Regions from separate parts of the Homo sapiens genome. Here regions 2, 3 and 4 are each linked to region 1. Evidence: chromatin contacts called from ENCODE Hi-C or POLR2A ChIA-PET data. All regions are on one chromosome and are shown on one strand. Each heading gives the region's core, a stretch centred on a gene start or an enhancer-like site at or near the end of the contact. The rest is flanking DNA. Distances are from core to core; before and after follow the strand shown.

Region 1 (4,762 bases), core at 945-3,444:
CACACAATGCCTAGTACGTCGTATTCACTCTATAACTATTTTTATAAAGTAAAGAAGGATTTTATTAAAAGAAAAATATTTAAAAAGCAAATTTTTTAAATAGACATGACATTTTCATAAAATGCTATTGTTCATACAGTATTAACTTGACTCATGGAGGCAAATTAACATTACTGTTATTTAAAAAAAACTCTATGGCCTTATTTGAATTTTTATACTAGAATATTTAAAATTTGAAACACTAGTTTTAGAGAGAGAGATGCTGTGTTGTTCAAAGTCCTCCTCTGCATCTTCATGGTAGGAACTTTCTTTGGTAGCCCTTTCTCTAAGTTAAGAGATATATTGGCAGGAACTATGAAGGATCTGATATTTTACCCTAGTTATAAGCAAACAAGTAGAGTGCCACAGTTTCATGGAAGTTGGCAGAATGTGTGAGATTCCTGAGTCTGAGACAAATAACTTTATTACTCAAAGCACAACAGGCACCATGAGCTTCATACTTCCATAGATTCCCCTCGTTCTGAAGTCCCACAAGGCGAAGAGGAGCTGCCAGATGGGTGTTGTACATGCACTGTGTTTGTTATGCAACTGGAAGAACTCCAAGCTTAGGAAAGTCCTAAGAAGGCTGCTAGCAAACGTACCCAAACTTTGCCCTGGCAGGAAATACTATCTTTGCAATTAAATGTGCAGAAAGGCAAGAAACCCATGGGGCCTTAACTCCCAACTGCACAAATGCAGCTGCATCAATAAGGCTATTTTGATGAAAACAAGATGCACAAAAATTTTGACCACAGAATCAGACTAACATTGTAAATGTAAACACTCAATCCTTCCTAAGCAGTTCTTTGAATATGTAGTTAATCCGTTGGAATAAAATTTTGCAATGGTTTGTTCTTTCTAGCGCTTTATCATTTGATACCTTCATAAGCCATGCATTTTTCCCTTTTGCCACGTAGGTTTTACCCTTCCCCTCTATTTATTTATGCCAATAATTTAACCTTAGTGGCTTAAGTATTTCTTACAGCATTGAAGGAACTTACAGACACTTTCCCAAGAGTAGCTAGGACATCGGCAATCTTCCTTTCTCTCTGCTGTTTCCTCTGAGAATTGTTTCACAAGGTCCAACATCCTCTTCTGTAGCATAGCTGAACAACAGATACTCAGCTCTGCAAGGCTGATTTCCTTTGTGAATAGTTAACATTTTTTTGATAGCCTTATTTTTAAGAAACATGTTAGCCCTTCTCTTGTTCTTCAGAGATAACTCAAAATAATATCATTTGGTTTTTTCATTTGTTCATAAGCCAAAGCTACAGCTGCCTTGTCCTTTTAAAGTCAGAGCTACAAAATTCATTTGAGTTCCAGAGATAAATCAGACTTGTCCATTGCTATTACTTAATAAGCCAAAGTAATTGAACATTTAACAAGAGTTTGCCCAAAGGCTGAGTCAGATTATATACAGGACACCGTCTATATTATCAGTGTATAAACAGCAAATAAGTTTTTAGTGTATGTTCACGTCCTGTGCAATATTTGGGACATACTTACACTAAAAAAGTTTATTTGGAAATCAACTTTAACTAGATATCCTGTTTATTTGCCAACATGCCACAATTCAGGTCACCATTTATCTACCAAACAGAATCAATAACCTGTTCGTCCAATGTGGCCTCAAGTGGGTTTTGGCGCAGAAGCACTCCTCCTGGACCACAGGTGTGGTCCTGGTTGCAAAGTTTTGATGTGACATCAACACTACACAAAAGTAAATGTAACTGCAAAATTTTGAAATTCACAGATGGGTCTTTGAAGTCCAGCTCAAAAGCGTGGAGGGCTGGTTAAAATAAGTCACAGACTTGCCGGTTTGGGGTTTCTAGAAAGAAAAGTAACTTGAGGAGTTGAAGGCTTGTAGAAGACCTTTCCACAGAGAGTGGGAATTCCGTTGCAGCAGCCAAGGCTTCTTCGGGATTTAGAAGGAGAGCGCGCGAGAACCTGAGGGAGCCAGTAAGAGTCGAGCAGGGACTGGAGGGCTCCCGATGGGGTGTAGCCAATCAGGGCAGAGATGGGTGGGGCTAGGCTGCGGGAAGGGGCGGACTGCAGCTGAGTTGGCTCCAAAGTGTGGGACTCAGCCAATCGGAACCGTGCAGGGCGGGGCTGGCCTGCGGAAGGGGGCGGGTTCGGAGGAGTGAACTGTGCGGTTAGTGCGCCTTTCAGCCTCACCTGCAGCTGCGCCTCCTTGCACCTGCGCCTGTGCTTTTTCTCCCAGCACTGCGGACGCGACTCGAGGGTGACGCTCGCTCCGCTCGTCCCGCTCGTCATGGCCTACCCGGGATACGGAGGAGGGGTGAGTCCCAGCCGCTTGGTCGTGTCCCTCTTCCTCGCGGGGTGTGGCGCCCCCGGGGGCGGTGCCAACGTGCGGGTCCGCCCTTGGCTCCTGCTCCCTGCGTCCGCGCCTGGTACTCGGCGGCGCCGGATTCCGGGGCTGTTGGGGGCCAGGGCCTGGGCGAGCATTGATCCTGGGCTGACTTGGAGCCGCAGGTTTTCTGGTCGTTGAGGACCCTCGAGGAGCGTCCTGGTGGAGCCGAGGGAGTAATGTGTGTTTGGAAATTTATTTCCTGGAATGGAGGAACAAGCCACCCTCTTCTTGTTCCAGTAATCGTTTGTGGTACTTCCCTCCCCCGCCCCCCACTCAGTGTTGCTAGAGATCCTCTTTTTGAATTTCCTGACCACTTCTTGTTCTTTAAGTTCCTTATGAATAAATTAAGGTGTACGGTAAATAACTCCTAATCTTTACTGTTATACGAAGGGCAATCTGTTCTAGACTCCCCCGCTCGCCCCCAGGCGGGGGGAAGTTACTCTTTGTTATAACTTTTATCCTGCATCACCTTTGGGAGTTGCAAGTTATAATCGTAGAGTCCTGGTGGCTAGCCCCTTCTTTTCAGAAAGGAGCCCAAACCTTTAGTATCGATGTCAGTGATCTACACGCTGTGTTAACAGAGTTAACAGTAGTTTGATCCATTGCGGTGTGGGTAGAATATAATATATTTTCTATTTGTTTTTTACCTAAAAAGAGAAATTGTGTTTTACTGATTTTAATATAGGACTTGACTTTGGGCTATGGTTGTGGTCTTCAAAAGAGTTACTCCTACCCCTTGGAGTTCATGGTGGTGGTGGTGGTGGTGGTGGTGGTGGTGGTGGTGGTGGTTGTGGTTGTGGTTGTTGTTGTTGTTTTAGGATATGAATTTCCAGGTCCTCAACTTCCACACATACTTGTTCCTAAAATTGATTTGCTTTCCTTAAGACTTGCCTCAATCCCCTCTGGCACCGTCCACTTTGTAATGCCTATGCCTCCTCAGTCCTTAAATTTAGGAAGGAAGTTTAAGGTACCTAAGGAAAGTAAAGCCCCTTCGAAGATTAATCAAGATAGCATAAACCTGTGGGTCTTTAAAAACGTCCCTAGCGTATACGTATTTTCATTTGGTTGAAGCTATCTGTTAGAAGTTTGTATATTTACTCCTCTTGGTATGCTCTGAATTCATATATGTATGGTAGAGTGAGGTGGCAAGAGTAATACATTTTCATTCAAATAATTTGGTGCTTCCTTACCCACTTTTGTCAGAGTGCTTGAATTTGATGGAGAGTTCCACGACACAATAAAGAGAACGTCTGTATGTGTTTTGAATATTTAAATCCCCTTTTCCATGAATTTAAAATAAACAACTCTTTTCAGCTGTTGTCATGCTCATTATTAATCGCCGGAAAGAGAAGTACCCTCAATAGCTGAAGCAATATATAGATTAGAGGCACTGATTTTAAAAAATGTAATTGAAATATTTTAAGATACATTGGATAAAATTTTGGGATAAAACTTACATGATTTCTTTAGTAGGAGAATATTAATAAGATAGTTGAGACGTTTATAAATCCTGTTAAAGGAAACCCATGCCTTATTAATGTTTCTTATATTCTTTTAACAAAATATAAAATGTCAGCTGCTAGACCTAATTGTTTTGATAGTATACTTTTATCTAATTAAGTGCATGATTTATCTCTGTAGGAGATGCATTTCCAATAGATTTTTACTTTCTTCTTTTAAGAATTGTTTATAAAAATTGTATTATTTTCTTTTTTTTACTAATTGTATACGAATAAAAATTATAACTCAATGTAAAGGACTTTTTTCTTTGTTTCTCACTTTGGTCACAGGAAATGAAACAATCTAAAACTTCGTTACATGTTTTTGTTTGTACATGTTGTATTATACAAGCTTCAGTGTTTTCAATAATAAAAAAACATTTTAAGCACAGAAAACTTAAACAGATTAGATTTTCACACAAGAAATAGCATACAAAATCAATTCAAAGATGAAGAATCTGTCCTTAGGAATAACTTTTAATCTGTTTTCCCTTCCCAATTTGCAGCATTAGCTTTCCCCAGTCCCATAATTTGAGAACCTGGTGGTCAGATTAATGATGGTTACCAATTCTTTACCACTCCCCTTATCGAAAGGCACAGACTATTTCTCCACTTTCTTCAATCTGGATTGGGCCTGTTTCACCTTCATCTGGTAGAATACAGTAGAAAAGACACCATGGCAGTTCCAGACTCAATATTTTAAGAGGACTGGCAGCTTCTCTTTCTCTCTCTTAGAAGCTGACTGCCAAGCTATGAAAAAGTGGAAGAGCCATGTGAAAGGGCCCATGTGGAGGAGAACTGGGGCCCCTGGCCAACAAGGTTCATCCCTAAACACGGTTTACATAAATTTATA
Region 2 (4,565 bases), core at 1,292-3,791, 3.1 Mb before region 1:
TGGAGAAAAAAAAATCTATAAGACTATAACCTCTGATTCTCACAACCACCGTTGTCATACCAATAAATTTCCACAACTCCTCAAAAAGAACCTTCAAACTGTCAAATAACTTCAAACTGATTTGATGTTGAGCTTTCAAAACCTAAGGTGTTTATTTCACCTTTGAAGCCTTTCTCATAAGGAGTTCTCAAAAATACCTCACTCCAGATCTGCTCATCTCAACTCAAAAAGTATTTTCTATTCTAATAAACTATCTTAGCTGTTCCCTTCACAGGATGGAGCCAAGGCTATCTGCTCCGCCTTTAAAATCAAACTGTAGGATTTGCTCTTAAAAAAAAACAACAAAAGTCTCATTGAAAATTTATTAATAAGTGACCATGTTGAAAGCTGTCCTATCATGGTTTGTCATCCTGTCTGATAAATAGTAAAATTATACAAAAGACTTGAGGTGAGGAACCACCTCTGAATGAATCAAGGAAACCAAGAAAAGAAAACCTAAGAAAGTGTCAAAAAATGAACTTAGCCAGACCACGCTCAAGAACAAATTTACAAATTTAGAATAAAATCAAACTCATCATGGCAAACAAAATCCTATACAGTCTTATGTAATCAAAATCCTATATAATTCCCGCCTGCCCACTTCTCAGATCTCAACTCTGGCCACTGTCCCTCTCTTCTTTCCAGCCTCCTTGGCCTAACAGTCTTCCGTCTCCATAAAGCGGTTTTCTCAAGCTGAAATGTTCTTGCCTCTGCTCTTGGGATCCTATTTGTCATTTAGATCTCAATTTCAGTGTCTCTCCTCAGAGACGGTTTCCCTATTTAAAGTAGCCACTCCCTAGGCTAGCACATCACTCTATATTCTCAGCAATTACCACCAGCATCGGATATTTGTTAAATTGTCTCCTCCGACTAGGATGTAAATCCCAAAGGAGTAGGTACTTTGCCATCTTGCTCATTTCTGTATCCACACCATGTAAAACTGTCAGGCACCTAATGTACTTAAATAAATATAAGTTGAATATTTATTTTGTTCGAGCCCAACTGAGTTCCAGCCTTTAAATAATCCATATGTAATATGAAATTAGAAAATCTACCAAGACTAAATATATATACACACACAGAAACATAACTGACGGTGGAAAACTGGTGTCAAGTGAGGCAGAATCAGCTCTGAAAGGGGCAGGTATAACCTTGACTTGTAAAATTGATAATCCTTTGTCCTAGTCTTATTTACGGAAACACCTCTACCAAAGAAAAAAAAAGTCTGGGCGCGATGGTGCACACCTGTAGTCCCAGCATTTTGGGAGGCCGAGATGGGTGGAACACTTGAGCCCAAGAGTTTAAGACCAGTCTGGGCAACAAGGCAAGACCCCATCTCTCTAAAAATAAAAATAATTAGCTGGGTGTGGTGGCGAGCACCTGTAGTCCCAGCTACTCGAGAAGCTGAGGCGGGAGCATCACTTGAGCCCCGGAGGTGACGCCGGCGGTGAGCTGTGATTGCACCACTGCACTCTAGCCTGGGCAACAGAGCAGGACCCCATCAATCAATCAAACAAATATTAAGGCATAAGGAGCATGCCTTTCCCTATCTTCATCTTATCCTTTTAGGATAAGTTCAGCTTCTTTTCTTCGAACATAAACTCCAATAAAGCCTAAAAACCAAACACGAAAATTTCTGGTAGACTATCCCTGTACTGCTGTCTTGAAAACAATCAAGACCAGGTGGTGCTTTCTGGAGAGCTCGCAAATCCCAGCTGTGCAAGTGCGCACAGGTGATTTTCCAAACAAACTCCGGCTCCCAGCCCTCTGCCGCACTCAGCTCCCTTTGCAAGTTCCAGGGCATTCAGTGGGAAGTACCGAGGCCACCGTCAGCTGAACAGTTTGTTTTGAAAAAGCTCTCAGGCCTACCCAGGACCTGCCTTGGGGTAGGGGGGGCGGTGTGGGCGTTCCCTCGGGCCTCGGCTGTCACGCGAACAGTAAATTCCCGGGCACACCAGGTCAGTTGGCCAGCGTAAACACATGAATCCCATCTCATTCAAAGCAAACCCGAAAGGTGTCCAGCGCTCCCAAAATAAAGTCCGCCACTTACACCCCCCATGCACGAAAGACCAGGAATGTGCCCCCCTCTATGAGCGGCCGGGCCTCTGTGGACTGAGCGACCCCAGGCAAGAGGGAGGCCTGGGAGGCAGGGAGCTCACCCGCAAGGGGCTTCCTTCCACCCGACGCCGACACGCCCGCCCTAGCCCCGGGCCAAGGGTGCACGAACCACGCCTCGCCGCACTCAAGGTCCCGGTTGGGCCCTGCTGCGCGGTTAGAACCGGGAAATGGAGGGCTCAGACGCCCCGCGCGAGCAGGCCCAGCCGCGCTTCCCCACCTGCCGCCACCGCCGCTGAGCCGGCCCGTGGGCGCGGCCGCTCTCACCTGCAGGAGCGGGGGCGCGCGGGATCCGCCTTCAAGGTGCCCACGGGCGGTGCGGGTCACGTGCCGCGCAGGTGAGGCTGGCGGGGCGGGCGCCGGCGGAGACCCAGAGCAGAGGGAACAGGCCCCGCCCCCGAACGCCCGCGGGGACCCAGAGCGGAGGGAACAGGCCCCGCCCCCCGAACGCCCGCTGTGACCCAGAGCGGAGGGAGTAGGCCCCGCCCCGCGAAAGCCTGTGGAGACCCAGGGCGGAGGGAACAGGCCCCGCCCCCGGGACCGGCCCCTGAGGCGGCGCATGCGCGCTCTTCCGCCCGGACTGCGAGTTCCTCCCCAGCTTCTGGCTCCTAGGGTCAAGGCGATTTCAGGCTTGGAAAGGGACTTCCGTCGCAAATCTTTCTGTTTTTGCTAAAGCTGCGGTCGCAAGGCCTAGTGATCGCCTGAAACGTCGTTTTAAAGGGGCGTTGCATGGAATGTTCGGCCATCCCTGCTGAAAGTTTTTACCTCTTTCTCCAGTTCTCCACCCTGCACTGTGTACTCCGAGGCCGGTCTCCCAGATTGGCCTTCTCTATTTCGGCCACCCTGGGCGGTCCGTGACTTGGCGTCTTCTGCCCTCGCCTCCTCATTCGGGTTCCCCTAGGGGTCTCTCCCGGGCAGGCTGCCTGCCCCGGGCCCCAGCCCTGCCGTTGGGTGGGTATCCTGAGCTCACTGGAACCCCGGGCGCCTTTTCTTCAGCCTTTCCCAGTGCGTCCCACTGGCTCACGGTAGACTGGTTTCCACGTGTCATTGACTACAAAGTGGCCCTGCCAGTGCTTTTTGAGATAAAAATTATCCAGAAAAAAAAAAGTTCCTGAGCAAATTACCACTTGTTAACTAAATGCACAACATAGTGTGGGACTATGTTCAGATGAAAATCAAAGATACAGAGAGCTTTTATTTTTAATCCATGAGGAAACATTAAAAATATATCAGCCTGTGGAGACCGAAGTTACATTTGAAGAGTAATGACCTAAAATGCTCACATTTAAAGATGAAATTGAGACCGTGGGAAACTATTTGCAATGAAAAAGATTAAGGGGAAAGGGAAGATTAAAAATTAGGATTTTGTGAAGTTCTTGTTAATTTTTTAAAATTAGCGGAGTGCATCATGATTGAGACTTTGAACACCAAATTCCATTCCAAAGTATTGCCAAAACAGTATTTTTCTAAAAACAAGTTTTTGATTGTATAAATAATAGAGCTCTCTGTAGGAAACACAGAATATATAACAGGAAAATAAATAGTCAATAATTACACCCCTCAGAGATCACCCACTCAGAGATAACATTTTCTCTCAGTCTTTCAGAAAAACTAATTTTACAAAAAGTCCTGGAAACTGCCTTTTTAAACAAACTTGTGTCATGAGCTGTTCCCATGTCTAAAATTTCATTAGCTTTTTTTTCTACATAATGGTCTACATATAAACATACCATAAATTATTTAACATTTTCCCTGTTGCTGGATGGTTTCAACAATTTTGATCTTAGTGTAGATAATGCTGGATTAAATATCTTTGTACCTAAATCTTTTTCTTTTAGCCTCAATATATTACCACGTTATGTACATAAATCTTTTTCCATATTTATGAATATGTACTTAGGATAAAAATTGAAATGGAGGCCAGGTGCGGTGGCTCACGCCTGTAATCCCAGCACTTTGGGAGGCCAAGCTGGGTGGATCACCTGAGGTCAGGAGTTCAAGACCAGCCTGGCCAACGTGGTGAAACCCCATCTCTACTAAAAATAGAAAAAAATTAGCCAGGCATGGTGGCACGCACCTGTAATCCCAGCTACTCAGGAGGCTGAGACAGGAGAATCTCTTGAACCCAGGAGGCTGAGGTTGCAGTGGGCAGAGATCTCCCCATTCCACTTCCAGTCTGGGGGATAGAGTGAGACTTTGTCTCACAAAAGAAAAAAAAGGAAATGGAATCACTGGGCATAAAGGTGTAGACAGTTTTAATAAGTATTACCATACTGCTCTTCAGAGAGGTTGTACAGTTTACACTCTCAGCAATATGTAGTTGTGTTTGTCTCTCCACTTTCTTGTCAAACTTGAGGGATACCTTTTTTATCTACACTAATTTGTGTGTGGGTTTTTTTGTTTGTTTGTGA
Region 3 (4,665 bases), core at 576-3,075, 3.9 Mb before region 1:
AAATCTACAATATCAAAATAGTCATCTGAGAAAAACACCCACACAAAAAGATTATTGGAGTAATAATCTTTTATTTTCTTCTTTCTATGCTAGCCTAAGGCAAGAGAAAAGACCCATTTTTTCTTTCCATTAGACACAACTTTCATTCATTTGATGTTATTGAAATTTAAAAGAAGCAAAATCATTGGTATCTTTTCATTAAACATGTGTCTCATATAACAATTTGTGGTTTACTTTTTCTGTTCTATAAACAAAAACACACATTAAAAAGCCGGAAGAAGTAAAAAACAGCCTATTTCCATGATGGCCAGCCATGGCACAGCACTTCCTGGCCCCTGCTGATCCCTTCTCAATTCTGAAAATATTTAGGGGGAACATACACACGTTCACCTGTTTTGTTCCACAGTCCTACCCTGTGTAGGACTGTCAACTGAGTTCACATTTTACTACAAATGTGGAGAGGTTTTTTTTTTTCCAATCAAGGCACCATATTAACATTTCTTAGGTTACATCTTTGTAATCTTCAATTATAGTAAGATAAAAACCAGTAGCAAAGCATATCACCCAACTTAAAATTCAGAACAATACTTAGACATATGCAGCTTGCACACACATTAACCTGTTTCTCCCAACAAAATATTTGTAATTTCCAAAATCCTATCAGCTTTTTCACACAATATGGTCCCTCCAATTTGAGGGGTAGTAACATAGTCTCCTTACTAAAGAGATTAGTCTAAAAAAAGTAAAATCGCCAAAAGAATGTAAGAATATCAGTGGCTATAGGCTAGAGCAATATCATCTTTTAAAGCCTAATATGTTCATGAAATCTCACTTTAAGAAGGTGATATCTAAACATAAAATTTATTGACAAAAAACAATTAGTATTGATAAACCACCACAAAATGATTTTAAATGAAAGTAGAAGACATTATTAAAGCTCAAGATTTTTGCGTGTACTGATTTCATGCCTCAGGTTATTTCCATATCAAATTTAAAGAGATACTGGAAAATAGAAAACAAAATCCATCAACTGTAATCCATTTCCCTTACTCTTTTGTGAAATCATCACAAGGTGTGAAGGATTGTTTCTGTTTCCTCTATCTTTAACAAGCCTGTAACCTCTCAAGTGAAAGAACATGCACCTGTCAAGCTCATAGTGCGGGATGTACACACAGATGTGTTTAATAAATATCTGCCCACAGGGAGATTAGAGGTTTGCTTTGAGAATCAGGGAACAGGCTAGCTCATGTGTTGACGCTTTGGCATCTATCATACAATCCGCCACCTCGTTCCCTTACCAAAATATCCTCAAAGGAAATCCTCTTTGAGTCTTTCAGAAGAGTTATGAGTTTGAGGACCCAAAACGTTGAGGAAAGATCCACCCCAGGGAAGGGGGAGTGGCTGCAGAGAACAAACATAAGTAGGATTTAGGTGGCTCAGTGACGTCAGGAGGAAGCAGCGATGGAAGGGATGGGGTGCAAACTCACCTGGAGAAGCAGAAGCTGCACACATGTCAAAGGTCAAAGGGCATAGCCTCAGGGACTCCCCAAACGCAGGAAAAGTGAAACGCCCACTCCTGGGCTCTCGCCGTCAGGGGTACATCTAAGGGCTCAGCTGTTCCTACCTTTGACGCCAGGGACAAACCCTACCAGGCACAGTTGGGATTGGCAGTAAGGCAAGGAAAGCCTGCCCCAGATTTCAGAGCCAGCGCTGGGGAATCTCCCTGTCCTCTCCGCCACCCCCTCCCGCGCCCGAGACCTGAGACACCTTCTCTCTCACACCCACCCTCTCCAGGCCCTCTCGCGCTGAACAGCATCGGTCTCTATGGCGACCTGAAACCGCAGCTCCCATTGGCCTGTTCAATATGAGGGCCGGGCCAATGGGGAGGGCCAGCCCTCTCCTTCCCGCCAATGGGGTGGCGGGAGCTGGCCCGGGGACGGCGGCGTGCTGACGTTCCCGGGAGCCCGGGGCTGGCCGGGCGGGAGGGCTGGCAGCGGGGCGGGCGGCGGCGGCGGCCTCTGGGCAGTAGAGGGGGCTCCGGGGCTGAGTCCGCGTCGACGCCGGCCGCGGAGGCGGCACCATGGGCAAGGGGTAGAGGGGCAAGTTGGCCACCGCCGCCGCCGGGGGTGGTGGGAGAGCCGCTCCGGGGGCGGGGGCCGGTGGGGGAGGGAGGGGCGGGCAGCCGCGCCGCCGCGGCACTTTTTTAATTTTTTCGGGTGCCGCAGCGGCGACCCCTCGGCGCCGATGTCCCTGATCCCTGGAGCGACGACGGCCGCTGCCTAAGCTGGAAAGTAAGTGTGTGGGCTCGCGGGAGGGCGCGGAGACTCCTGCCCACGAGACCCTCGGCCCTCGCCCCGAACACGCGCCAGGGCCAGGACCTGCGCGCCGGGGGCCGGGGGCCTCCCTCCCGCTGCCGCGTCCCCAGCGCCTCGCGGCCGCCGCGGCTTTCCTGCCCCGCCTCGTGTTCCTGCCCGCACTCGCCTGCTGCTCCCCTCCCCCCGGCAGGCGCACAAGTTTCACCCTCCATTTGCTTTTCCCGGCGATTCCTCTCCCCGGTCTCCCGTACGCGCAGCGCACGACCTCTGCCCACGCTGGGCTGTTCGGATTCAGAGCTCCCAGCCCCGAACTTGAGCGCCGCGCTGAGCCCTGCTGGACGCCCTCGCGGCGGCTTCCCCGCTGCCTGCCGCCGCGCGCCCCAAGTCGCCCTCGACACCACTGGGCGCCCGCCCTCCTCAGCACTCGGGGCCGGCTGTCTGTCCTTCTAGCCCCAGATCCTGCACCTTGGTCCCCTCCCCGTCTTCCCACGCCCCTGCTGCCCGCGCGGTCTTGCGTTTGTCCCCGAAGTCCTGTACTCCTTGCCGGTCCTGCCCACCCCTCTGCCTAGTGCGCCCCTCTCTACCGGCCGCGGATCCTCACGCTCCACCCCTCCCGGCTCCCCAGCGCCGAGCCTCGCCGCTGCCCTCCTGCGCCGCCGCTTCCTCCTCTCCCTGCCAGGAGTTGAAGCGGAGCTGCGGCACCTCCCTGGCGGATCTGGTATCCCCGCCCGCTGCCGAGGCTGCCGGCCCTCTCCCCTGGACCGCTACCCGGAGAGCGAGCGGCGGGGCCGGGATTTGGCTGCGTGTTGGCTGAGTGCGACACACCGCGAGCGCGGGCAGTGGAGGTGCCGCGGCGGCCGTGGCCGCTCGGGGCGCAGCGGTAGTCAGGTGTGTGTGTACAGCGGGGGACGCGCGCTGCCGGCTCCTGGGCTGGCGACAGATTGTGCAGGAATGCGAGGAATGCACCAGGGGCAGAGTCCACACAGCCCGCCGCGGCTGCCCTAGCGCCTTCCCTCCCCAGCTCTCGCCGCGCAGCCAGAGGTCACCGGAGCATCTTCGGAGCTGGTGAGCCTCATTCCACTCCTCTCCTCCCATAGCTTCCCTCCATGCGGCAGAGGGGAAGCGCGGTAATTCTTTGGGGCTCCAGCTAGCCTTTCGTCTGGGTTTTTGCTGCATTGGTCTTCAGGACCGTGAATTTGGGGCCGATGACTGTGTAGCCAAGGTTATTGATCATTGCACAGGGCTGTTGGCAAGTTTGGTGTGCAAGGTTTGGATAGTGCCTGGTTTTCACTAGGGTTTTCTGAAAACCAGCAGAAACAGGGGGCCTGAAGGTTGTTAGAGTAATGAGCTTGCAGCCAACATATTTTAGCTCTATCAAAAAATGCCTGTTAGTGCTCACGGGCATGTACTGCGAGAGAGATCTTGAATGCATCACTTTGGTATCCTAAGAAGTGTAATTTTTTTCCCTCGTCATACTGGGCTGTGTTTAGACCTCGTATAATACATAATGAATAGAAACAGAGAAGCACTGTTCGGTCAGCGATGGGACAGATAGAACTGTCTGGTACAGTTAAATTCGGGACGTGTCAGTTACCATTGAAAGTAACACGGGGACACCACAATCATGTATATTTCAAGATGTAATTTATTAGTGGAGGTCTCAGTTTTTTCTCTTTGTTACTGAGTTTGACTGAAAAAAAAAAATAAATGCTGCCCTACAAGTTTTAAAGAACGGTAATTATTTACGTGTAAAATCAATGATGGCTAGTATGCATTTTTGGTCAAATTTTGTTTTCCTTAATACGGGAGAGCAAAATTTTGACAGAAAATGGTTCGCTAGAATTGAGCTTAGATTCTTTTTATTTTTAAAGAGAAACTAGAAGAATGCTTCTCTTCTTGAATGCAGTATATTGCTGTAGGAGTATCTTCGTTTTGGTGCCTGTGAAACAGTTATGGAAAATGGCAACATGAAAACGAGAACAACTAATGTCTGAAATAAGTGTTTCTGGGTGTTGAAAAGCATCATATGTGTGTTTTTATTTGACACAATTTGCTTTGCAGGTTGCATTTATGATAAACCTCTTTGCACCTGGTTATTTTATGTCAGATTCAGTAAAATAATAAGTCAGTTGTCTGACCAATCAGCTTTCTTCCAACACCTACTTTGTGTAGATCATGGACATTGAAAACTATTAAATAGGAGCCTTTAGTTAAGGACTCAACAGAAAGGAAAAAAAATAGAAAAAAATATTTTGCACTCAGAAACGTTTATGTTTTGGTTGCTACGTTGTTTTTCAGCTATGTGCATAATCAGTGAATCTTCTAATTTAGAGGTTTAATTTGTGTCCAG
Region 4 (4,602 bases), core at 972-3,471, 3.5 Mb after region 1:
CAGGAGTCATGAGTCAAGCCACTGGAATGATCATGCCATCTCTGAGTGAAATGAAGTTAGAATACCTCTCTTGGCTTCAATTTTTCATAAATGGATGGTTTGAGTATTGAATCTCCAAAGTGAGAAAGGGATCTCGAGAATGCTAGGGCTGGAAGATACTCCTGATTGTTTTTAAGGTTTTGTTATCTTAATCTAGGAAAGTATTATTTTTCCTATTTAACAGATAGATTAAGTTACACTGTTACTCTAGCTAATGAAAACATGTTACATTTCTCACTAGAGGTTAAGAGGAAAGACAGTCTGGTAACATCTGCCTAGTAAGTAATGAAGACTAATATTCAAAATTCAGGGAACAACTCCTATATCTCATATTTAAACAGTATTTAGCACATTTGTTTCTCTGTATGGAGACAAGATTAAGAGGTCAGGTGAGATCCTTTTAAGAAATGTAGAAAAGTGGTGATTGAATTAATAATTACATCATGTTATGCTGTGGTTGGCTTTTAGATTTCCATCTAATCTTAAAAAGAAGAAGAAAAATAACCCCACTACATGTTGCATCAGGCATTTTAAGTAAAACGTGCAATTTAAAAAATATTTTTAAAATGTGTGGAGATAGAACAAAACAATGGAATTGTTATTATTATCAGAAACTTCTACGTAAAAATGTTGGTTAAAGCAATATATAAAGATTGATTCTCGGTACAAATTGCTTGGAAAGTTTAACATGTGCACTAGATTTCAGATATTAAAAGTTAAATTAAAAAAAAGAATCTAATGGCAGCGTGTGACTTTAACCTCATGGATTTTAGCCACAAACGCAAAGAAAAATATATACAATAAAAGAAGCAACAGATTTTCCCACAAGCAGAGATTTTCTAATTAAAATGCTGTCACTTTAATATTTTTTAGCTATAGAATTTGACTGTAAATGTCTTCATTATGTAGTGTAACTTCTATAGCAAGTTATGTTAACGTTTTCAAGAATCGGAAATATTGGTAACTCGATGGGGTTCTTAAAACAGAAATAGTTTCTTTGATGAGTTGGAAAGAGAAGGAAATAAAAGTCTAAGGTAAGCGCCAGTTTCACCCTCAATTCTTAGGCTTCAGAAAAGCCTAATTAGGCAGGGAAAGGAATCTGGGCCTGGCACACCCAAGCTTAGACGTGGCAGGATCCTGAAACAATGTTTTTTTGAACCTTTGAGTCATATGCCACAGGCAAACCATAGCCGCGATATGCAGGTCCTTAAGTCAACAGGTCCTCTAACGAGATGGTGAGTGGTTGGTGCGTGGCAGTTGGATTTCTTCCCGCCACGGAAGAAAAGAACTCTTCTCCATTGATCAGGAAAGTGGGCCCAACTCTGGCCTGGAGAGCGCACCCGGAAAAGTGCAGAGTCGAAACAGAGAGAGAGGGGTGTCCGCGTCCCGGCCACAGAGCCCTTTCCAAACCACTCGGAAACCATTTAAATGGCTCGGCGGCCGCGGTTTGCAGCCTAGAACTGTTTGGGGTCCCCGGCTAGGAAAGTTGCCTGGCAAAGCCATGTCTTTCGCTGTCGCGGGATGTCCTCTCGGGCAGAGAGGCTGGAGGAGACAGGCAACCTGCTAGCCGGAGTGGAAGCGCGCCCGCCTCCCGCCGGGCCCTCCCTCTCAGGGTCCCCACGCTGCGACCCTCCCAAGGGCAAGTCCGGGGCCACCAGGTCTTTGGTCTCCGTCCAGCTCCTCAGGGGCCGCCCCATAGGGACTGGCGGGGGCACCGTGGGCGAGAGGGTGTGACCGGGCTCCCCCCCGAGGCGCCACCTGCCCCTTGGCCCAGGGCGCCCCTTTCGGGATCTCTCCAGGGGCAACCGACACACTGCTCTCGAGACCGTCTCCAACCGGCCACCTGGACCGTAGCCCTGTCCCCAACACGTGAACCCCTGCGGCCGTCCTCCCGCCTGCTCTAACGCAGCCCAGGGGTACCGCGTCTCCCTCCGCCTGCCGCCGGCTTACCTGGCGGGTGGGCAGGGCAGGGTGGCGGGAAGCGGCGGCCGGGCAGGCGCTGGACGTGGGCTAGGCGCCAGGTGCAGGTGGCGGCGGCTGCGACTCCGGTTGCTGTCGCCACAGTTGCGGCTCAGTAGAGCTCCTCCTCCGCCGCCGCCTCCTGCCTTCCCGCTGGGCCTCCCGCGTTGCCTGGAGAGGCAGAACCGAGGCTCGGCTTCCACTTGGAGTCTCCCAGGTGAGCTCCAGCCTGCGACGTCGGCAGGGGCGAGGCCCCACTTCCGCGCCTGCGCGCCAGCCTCCCGCCCCGCCCCAGCCCTACCTGAGCGCTCCAGGTGAGAACCTTGGATCGCGCGCGCAGGGTGGGGGCGCCGTCCGGGCCAAGCCTGGCTGTCGCGCGGCTTCTCTCTGAGTGGTCGGCGAGGCTGCTGCTCCGCGCAAGTTGTGGCTCCCGGCCCATCTACATTGGAGGAATCCTGCACTGACCTGGTGGCAGTGATCACCTTGTAGCCAGAACACAGTCTGCTGGGTCCTTGGGGAACCAGAAGTTCTAGATTTCCCCCACACGGTTCCTCCCTTCCTCCTCGGTTCGCCAAAATGAAGGGGTGCGCTGCCTCCGAGGACCACTTCGGGAGGGCAGCAACTGCTGGCTCATGTGGTTTCTTCGGGCAGGGTTCAGCAGCTTCTGTCACCAGTTAGGTTTCGTGAGCTTCCTTCCCGTGTAGTCTTGATTTCATCACTTGACTCACTTCAGCGCAGCTAGTGGTTTCCGTTTCTGTACGCGGGCGCTCTGGTAGGGGCGCCTCACGTCCAAAGGAGGAGTCTTCTTCCAAAGAAGAGCCTTTGGTATTTGGCAGAGCCTCGCCAATTTGGGGCGCACCTCCCCTTCCTGGGATGCTCTCAGAAGGCAAACCAATTCCCAGAAGAGAGGGAAAAACAGCCACAACAGAGAGAACCTTTGCTGTCCCTGTTTGGAAAGAGATTGGGATTTCCTGGAGAGGGCTTGCTTCTACTGCAGGTTTGTTTAAAAGCTCAACATCTATTCTGGAAGAGAACAACGCAGACTCCAGGAAGATGGTGGGTTTTGCTGTTTTTAAGACAAAAAAAAATTGTTAAACAGTATTTGTTCCATTTATGACACAACTTTCTGTTTCAGCCTTCCTTCTGCTGCTGCAACAAACATTGACACACCCAAAACCAGGACTTAAAATGGCCTTTATACCTTTCTATGAACTCATTTCTTTGGCCCTATCCCAAAGATATCTAGGGATATAAATAGAAAACTAGCTAAAAACTTTTTGGTGTCGTGTTTAATCACATGGTGGTAGGTTTTACTATGAAGTTTAGTTGTGGCCTTCCTCCTACATTTTGACATGCTCTTATGGTGCTTATTCACTGTTTTATTAGTGCTATGCGTGACCTAAAAATAAGGTTTAAAATACAGTTTAGTATAGTATCAACAAGTGTATCTTTAGTATTTGACTACTCTAAGACATTGGTTTTAGCATCCATAGTGCTATTTTATACTAGGACATCTATGAGTTAGGGTTTAAGACTTTAGTAAACTAGGTAGTTCTTTGCTTGTTTTACATGTCATGGTTATTTTGCGAGCACCAAGGAACCTCCATGTATTTGCAACATTTTAATATCAGTACCTACAAGCAATTGCCAAGCTCCCTTTCCCTCCAAAAACAAACAAACAAAAAAATAGTTCAGGAGATACTTGTGTGTATTGATATACTAACTTGGCAGTGTTTTTCCTTAGGTCCAGGTCCAGAACTGAAAATACTAACTACTGAAATTCTCTTCTCCTTCTCCTTCTTCTTCGTTGTGCCACTTTGTCGTTTACCCCTAACCAGAGGTTAATGTTAGTCTTTGGAAAATTTGTAAGGTATCCTAAATGTATAACCAAGAAACCTGTACCCTTTTGCACGCACCACCCATCTCTGAATGAAGAGCCAAAGATTGTCAGAGTTTTGATGTCCCACCAGGCGAAGAGCAACACTTTTCACTGACAATCAGGACAGAGCAGATGGATATAGAATAACAATCTGGAATCCAAGGACTGAGATGCATTGACAGCAAGACTAGTAACGTCAAATAACAACTGAAAAGAGAAGCTAGGGTAGACCTATTAAAAGAGAGAGCCAGCAAACAGGACCAAAATGCTGGATGAGGAGTCTAAAAAGAACAGAAGAAACAAAAAAGATCAGGAGTTACTAAAATTTGACTGTCAGTTTTACAATGGAGACAGACAATTTAAAGAAGGAAGCAGTTTTTCTGAGTGTGGCATTACTTGTGCACGTTGAGTGTCATATATATAGAGAGAGAGAAAGAGAGAGAGTGAGAGAGAGTGAGAGAGAGAGAGAGAGAGATATCTTGGGGATGAGACCTGTCTAAACACAAAATTCATTTATGTTTCATATACACCTTATACACATAGCCTTAAGGTAATTTTATAAAACATTGTAAATAATTTTATGCATGAAACAAAGTTTGTGTAAAGTACTTATGTGTGGAATTTTCAACTTGTGGTGTCATGTTGGTGCTCAAAAAGTTTTGAATTTTGGAACATTTCAGATTTTGGATCTGTGGATTAGGGATGCTCCACCTGTACTATTTTAC

The links. Hi-C counts contacts between places; a loop is a spot of excess contacts on that map. ChIA-PET counts read pairs that join two places held with the same protein, here RNA polymerase II (POLR2A). Pooled maps may share reads with other maps.
Region 2: a loop to region 1 is called in a map of CD8-positive, alpha-beta T cell, with 4 times the contacts of the local background. The contact joins the promoter of WDSUB1 here to the promoter of GCA in region 1. A Hi-C loop is called at or near these places in 2 of 168 maps with a recorded cell type or tissue (CD8-positive, alpha-beta T cell and naive thymus-derived CD4-positive, alpha-beta T cell) and 9 of 50 pooled maps.
Region 3: a loop to region 1 is called in a map of CD8-positive, alpha-beta T cell, with 11 times the contacts of the local background. The contact joins the promoter of CCDC148 here to the promoter of GCA in region 1. A Hi-C loop is called at or near these places in 2 of 168 maps with a recorded cell type or tissue (CD8-positive, alpha-beta T cell and naive thymus-derived CD4-positive, alpha-beta T cell), 1 of 37 single-sample maps with no recorded cell type and 8 of 50 pooled maps.
Region 4: a loop to region 1 is called in a map of B cell, with 15 times the contacts of the local background. The contact joins the promoter of GALNT3 here to the promoter of GCA in region 1. A Hi-C loop is called at or near these places in 1 of 168 maps with a recorded cell type or tissue (B cell) and 4 of 50 pooled maps. POLR2A ChIA-PET finds 5 or more read pairs at or near these places in 1 of 52 experiments (activated B cell).

What each region holds. Positions count from the first base shown.
Region 1 is chr2:162,341,938-162,346,699 of GRCh38, forward strand. It overlaps GCA (grancalcin), which reads left to right and starts at 2,195. Exons shown (of 8, transcript NM_012198.5): 1 at 2,195-2,338. The coding sequence starts at 2,312. RefSeq lists enhancers at 1,752-1,981, 1,834-2,003 and silencers at 2,032-2,181, 2,422-2,501.
Region 2 is chr2:159,284,162-159,288,726 of GRCh38, forward strand. It overlaps WDSUB1 (WD repeat, sterile alpha motif and U-box domain containing 1), which reads right to left and starts at 2,542. Exons shown (of 11, transcript NM_001128212.3): 1 at 2,422-2,542. RefSeq lists silencers at 2,376-2,815, 2,502-2,671.
Region 3 is chr2:158,454,928-158,459,592 of GRCh38, forward strand. CCDC148 (coiled-coil domain containing 148) reads right to left here and starts at 1,826. Exons shown (of 14, transcript NM_138803.4): 1 at 1,488-1,826. The coding sequence starts at 1,512. It overlaps PKP4 (plakophilin 4), which reads left to right and starts at 2,025. Exons shown (of 22, transcript NM_003628.6): 1 at 2,025-2,291. LOC124907900 reads right to left here and starts at 3,207. Exons shown (of 1, transcript XM_047446754.1): 1 at 2,204-3,207. The coding sequence starts at 2,527. The coding sequence ends at 2,204. RefSeq lists silencers at 1,730-2,024, 1,755-2,124, 2,345-2,394, 2,645-2,694, 2,715-2,774 and 1 more and an enhancer at 3,305-3,384.
Region 4 is chr2:165,792,026-165,796,627 of GRCh38, forward strand. It overlaps GALNT3 (polypeptide N-acetylgalactosaminyltransferase 3), which reads right to left and starts at 2,222. Exons shown (of 11, transcript NM_004482.4): 1 at 1,990-2,222. LOC124906086 reads left to right here and starts at 1,561. Exons shown (of 6, transcript XM_047446887.1): 1 at 1,561-1,767; 2 at 1,894-2,312; 3 at 2,775-3,054. The coding sequence starts at 1,561. RefSeq lists enhancers at 972-1,878, 1,879-2,784 and silencers at 1,855-1,944, 2,015-2,164.